Regions from separate parts of the Homo sapiens genome. Here region 2 is linked to region 1. A link is a loop called in an ENCODE intact Hi-C map of the cell type or tissue named here. Cell type or tissue: breast epithelium. All regions are shown on one strand. Each heading gives the region's core, and the rest is flanking DNA. Links, peaks and the distances in the headings are about the cores only.

Evidence for each region. Hi-C counts contacts between places; a loop is a spot of excess contacts. Peaks named below come from ENCODE experiments on the same cell type or tissue, not always from the same donor. Only the 100,000 strongest peaks of a DNase experiment are listed, where the experiment ranks them.
Region 2: it touches region 1 in a loop (25-fold over the local background); 3 of 110 quality-filtered maps call a loop at or near these places.

Annotation. Positions count from the first base shown.
Region 1 is chr10:76,661,076-76,663,999 of GRCh38, forward strand. No RefSeq gene overlaps it. Among named protein-coding and RNA genes, the nearest start is that of KCNMA1-AS1, 230 kb to the right of the region's middle. In breast epithelium, for the core only: no CTCF peak of the experiment used is centred there; no DNase peak of the experiment used is centred there.
Region 2 is chr10:77,115,808-77,118,731 of GRCh38, forward strand. The region is part of intron 6 of KCNMA1 (potassium calcium-activated channel subfamily M alpha 1); the gene reads right to left. Among named protein-coding and RNA genes, the nearest start is that of KCNMA1-AS2, 24 kb to the right of the region's middle. In breast epithelium, for the core only: no CTCF peak of the experiment used is centred there; no DNase peak of the experiment used is centred there.

The sequences.
Region 1 (2,924 bases), core at 315-2,814:
AACCAAACACCGCATATTCTCACTCATAGGTGGGAATTGAACAATGAGAACACATGGACACAGGAAGGGGAACATCACACTCTGGGGACTGTTGTGGGGTGGGGGGAGTGGGGAGGGAGAGCATTGGGAGACATACCTAATGCTAGATGACGAGTTAGTGGGTGCAGCACACCAGCATGGCACATGTATACATACGTAACTAACCTGCACATTGTGCACATGTACCCTAAAACTTAAAGTATAATAATAATAAATAAATAAAATAATAATAATAATAATAATAAAACTCCGGTCTCCTGCAAAAAAAAAAAAAAAGATAAAATAAGCTCAAAGATAGTAGATGTAGGGCAATAAAGATAAGAGTAAAAATCTATGAAGTTGAAAAAATACATGATACAAGATGAATAAAGCCAAAAGTTGGTGCTTTGAAAAGAGTAATAAAATAATCAAACTTCTGATGATTAGAACAAAAAGGAGACCTAATTATTGATTCAGCATGTGATAAAAACCTGACTACTGTGAACAAGCATATGTCAATTTGAAAACTTAGATGAAACAGATAAATTGTTTGAAAATATAACATACCAAAATTGACTTAAAAACAAAGACAATACTCTTATAGCAATTAAGATAGTTAATCAATCACCAAAAGAAGGTAAGACCCAAATAAGTATTACTAAATTTTCAAAAAATAGTTTTTTTGCAACATACAACACCTTCTTGAGAATAGAAAAGGATGTCAATATAAACTTGGAGTAAACCCAGATAAGGAAAATGTAAGAAAGATAACGGATAGGCAATTTTTAAAAATTCTAAACAAAACTCTAATTTGAAGCCAGCAGTTTATAAAAAAAGATATACATCATGATAAATTTTGGCTTATGGAAAGATGAAATAGAAGGATTGTTTAAAACCCAAGTACCTATAAATGTAATGCCAAACATTAAGAAGATTAAATATACAATTAGAAAAAGTTATTCCAATAGTTAACAGAAAAATAATTTGATAAAATTCAACAACTATTAACATAAAGGAAATAAAAACATGACAAAATGAACAAACAAAAAAATCTTACTAATAGCAGTGTCCCTCCTTAACTTTACAAAAGGTATTCAACAAAAAGCTACAGCAAATATAGCACATAATAGTAAAGTTAGTATTATTCCCTTATATGTCAAGGGGGAAAGGGGAGTTCCACTATCATCACTTTTATTAAACATTGTAATGGAGATTCTAGCTGGTGCAACAGGAAAAGGCTAAGAAGTAAAAGGTATAAGGATGGCATGAAAGAAAACATAGACACAGATGATATAATTACCTACACTGAAAACTCAAGAGAATCTAAATATAAATTATAAAAATTAATGTGAGCTTTCCAAGGTGGCTGGATATAATATCAATAAACAAAAGCCAATTGCATCTCATGATATCAATAATAAATATTTAGAAGATGTAATTTAAATTAAAAGATACTCTTTATAATAACAGAAAATACTTAGGAATAAATTTAACAAATATGCAATTCCTTCATGGAGAACTGTCAATACATGTACTGAAGTTGTTAAAGACATTTAAATAAATTAAGAGCATTCCTCAATAACAAGTTGAAAGACTTAAAATCTTAAAGACACCAGTTCTCCTAAAATTGAATTGTAAATTCAATGCAATTCCAACTGAGTTTTTAATGAAATTTGATAAACTGATTTTAAAACGTATATATGAAAGAGCAAATGTCCCTAGTTAGCCAAGACATTCTTACAGAAGATGAATAGGATGAGGAAACATTCCCTACTAGATATCAAGACTTAATTTAAAACCAAATAGTTAAGATAATATTCCTATTTTGCAGAAAAAGTTAATTTGGAGCCAAATAAAAGTTCCAGACAGAATCCCATACATCTATAAACACCTTATATGTGCCAGAGAAGGGCATGTCACATCATTGGAGTAAGTAAATGATGGGGCAGGTGGCTCTACTTATTAAATAAGTAAGTAAATAAATAAATTAAATTAAATACCTACTACATACCACACACTTAATCAATTCCAGATGGAGTAAGTAGTTAAATGTAAACATTAAACAATTGAAATAAGGAAGTATATATAAGAGAATACCTTGATTAAACTGAGCTAGCAAATTATAGCTTAAAACTCAAAAGTTGCCAATTAAAAGAGCTAAATTCAAGTACATTAAAATAAGTATTTGTATTCCTCCAAGGACACCATAAAGAAAATGAAAGACAAGCCATATTGTGTGAAAAGTATTTGTGTTGCATGCCACCAATAAAAATTAGCCACTGAAAAATGTAATGAACTTCTCCAAAATAAGAAATGTATATGATTTTTTAAAAGATATAAAAGAAACCCTACATATTAGCCTTTACATAAACACAGAGAAACTTGTTAGAACTAATAGACAAATTCAGCAAAGTTGCAGAATATAAAATCAACATGCAACAATCACTTGCATTTTTATTCACTAACAATTCAAAAAGAAAATGATTCCATTTACAATAACATCAAAAAGAATGAATGCTTCAGAATAAACTTAACTAAGGAAGCAAAAGACTTGTACACTGAAAACTTCAACACCTTGATGAAAGAAATTAAAGAAGATGCAAACAAATGGAAAGTTATCCTGTGTTCATGGATTAAACGGCTGAGTATTTTAAGATGTAAATACTATCCGTGATACATATTACCCATTAAGTCCATATTTTAATGGTAAGTATTCCCATTAAATCTACAGATTTAACGCAATCTCTATCAAAACTCCAGTGGCAGTTTTCGGAGAAACAAAAACATTCATCTTAAAATTCATACAGAATCTCAAGGGATCCCAAATAGCGAAAGTGATCCTGAAAAAGGACAAAGTTGGAGTTCTCACATTTCCTAATTTCAAAACTTGTTACAAAGCTACAGTA
Region 2 (2,924 bases), core at 324-2,823, 450 kb after region 1:
ATCAGTATTATCACAGATCCCTAGGTTTAGGAATTTGCTTTCTAAATGAAACTGTATGACCACACATCTGAAAGCTACAAGCAAAAGATGCAAGGTTAACCCCTGGTGGGCATTCTCCACAGTCTGAAATGTGAACCTTGCCAGGTTAAGTAGGGCTCCTTGGGAAGAAAGAGTGAGGCACGCCAGGAGCAGGGCTGTGTGCTCTGCATAGCAAAGGTTATATATCTCTGTGTGGAGATAGTCATAGCCTTCCTGGTCAAGCCCAGGGATCTGGGCCAAACACGAAGCTACCAGCGGTTAGAATGATTTGAACCATTCAGATTCTAGCCTGCTTCCTAAGCTTTGAGGGAGATTATGATCTTATCATCAACACCTGATCCAACTAAAGTCAATCATTCTCATGTTGCCTATACAATTCCTGAGTCTCCATCCCATGAGTTCTAATTCACATCGATGGACACAGTGAATCATGATAGGTCAGGCACAGGATTCTTGTAGATTAGAGACCTCTTCCAAGAAACTGTGGATGCTGCAAGAGAAGGTCTGGCTCCAGAGATTACAGCTGTAAACCCAGAGCTTCTGGGGCCTCCTTTGTCCTCTATATGTTTAACAAGACATGTTTCAGTTAACACAGAAAATGCCATGCACTTTGTACAAAGAAGTGTACGTTTGTCCCTGTTCTGCTTGTCTCTAATTTTTCTCTTTGTTTCTGGTACTGCCAGGTGCTGCTGGCCTTGTTTGTTTTACTGCTCTCTTTGCTGGACAGATGTAAAATACCCACCCCCTAAAAAGTTAACTGGACTGCACCACACTAACATAAATGGTCTGAATGACAACATGAGTGGAACAAAGTGAAATTCTGCCAATTCAATCCCTTAATTATCTCTAGATCCCTTCTTCTTTCTCTGCCCCAATTTGCACTGCCTAAGGCCATGCCCTAATACCTCTTCCCTGGACTACTGCCTCCTAATTGGTCTTATGGTCTATGAGGTCTTTGATGCTTCAACCCCATTCTCTATACAACTGTTGGAATAGTGGATCTTTCTAAAATGTCAGTCTAACCACATTTCCTCTCCTGATTAAAATCCTTCAACAGCTCTCATTTGTTCTCAGTAAAGTCCATGAATCTAAGAACCTGCATGATTTGGCCTCTCCCTGCACATCTCTTGCAGTCTCCATATAGAATACTCTTCTTTACAAACTTTATCTTGGAGCCATTTCTAAGTTCATGTCAGTAGTAATGTTTTAGTTTCAAAAACGCCTCCCAAAACCATATTGGTTAGGTACACGATGACTCATGCATATCATGGAATGCTATGTGAGAAACAAAAGGTGACATAGTAGATGTAATCATTATCTCAAAGTAGTGTGATGTGGAGGCAATTTTACTTTATCCTATGTGATTTTGTGTGTTGTTGCAATGTTTACCATGAACATATTTTCAAAATTAGAGGAAACAGGCTGGGCACAGTGGCTCACACCTGTAATCCCAGCACTTTGGGAGGCCAAAGTGGGCAGATCACCTGAGGTCAAAAGTTCGAGACCAGCGTGGCCAACACGGTGAAACCCTGTCTCTACTAAAAATACAAAAAGTAGCCAGGTGTGGTGGCAGGCACCTGTAATCCCAGCTACTCGGGAGGCTGAGGCAGGAGAATGGCTTGAACCCTGGAGACGGAGGTTGCAGTGAGCTGAGATCACGCCCAGCCTGGACAACAGAGCAAGAGTCTATCTCAAAAAAAAAAAAAAAAAAAAAAAAAAGAAAAGAAAAGAAAAGAAAAATTAGAGGAAACAATAAGGAAATTCCCATTTTGGAAAAAATTGCTGAGTGATCCATGTTTTAGTCATCAATATTTACCACAGTCAATGAGATGTGGAATTACAGCCTTTAAACACAGCTGCTGACTTTCCTCTGACAGTAGAATAAGTGTTCTAGCACCTGTGTGTTAGATCTCCAGTTTGCAGGGCAACTGAGAAACTGCCAAAACCTCAGATAGTGAGAGGGAGTCTCCTTGTCTCCCCTTTAATTGGCCGTTTCAGGCTATGGAGTATTCTAGGCCCCCTATGGGCTTGCAGTTTGGGAAAGGGCCCTGATGCTGGTCACATAATTGTGATTTGCCCATTTCATCCCATGCACTTTAATTTTCCTTCTGCTGCATTCTTAATTCTTTATCAATCTTTCTGCCCACCTTATGCTTCTCTGCCTTATTTCTTTCAGCTCTTGGCCCAGTGAGGCAGCCAAAGTACTGGAAATGAAACAGCAACTCCAAATCATTATTTCAAATTGCATTGCAAAGCCTCCATCCCTGCCTAATGCCACAGATTGGCAGGAATTCACCGCCAAAGAGAGCCAGACAAAATCTCCCTAAAGACGATTACATGGGTCCCCCAACCCACCCTTCTGGAAGGACCGCTATGAAAGCAGCAGAGTATGGAAGAGTCACAGGAGAATCGCTCAAAAGTCCAAAACCCTACAAAAGCCAAGGCTGCACTTTCTCTGGGACAGAACTTTGGGATCCACACTTGGGGATGCCCAAAAGGAAGGAGCCAAGATTAGCCAGGCTGGCACCTGGAGAGAGAATGGCCTCAGAGAGTTGTCCTAAAGCTTCTAGATTTCTTACAATTACATGACGTTTGCTTCTGTGCCTGGTGACCTGGCCTTTCCTACCCTCTTAACCTCATCCTCCTCTTTCCATCACAGAACGCTTAATGTCCAGGAGTGCAGAATTACCCAAAGTTTCCCCAAGTGTTATGCTCTCACACCAGTGTGCTGTTAGCATCTTCCTTGATTAGAAGTCAACCCCCACCCTACCCCTCACATGCCCAGCCCCATGAGGATGACACTTTTTTCTACAAGGCTTACCTAAAAGTAACCTTCTCCTCGAAAAGATCCTTGACTGCCCTGCAACTCAGGCTAAGCCCAGCTT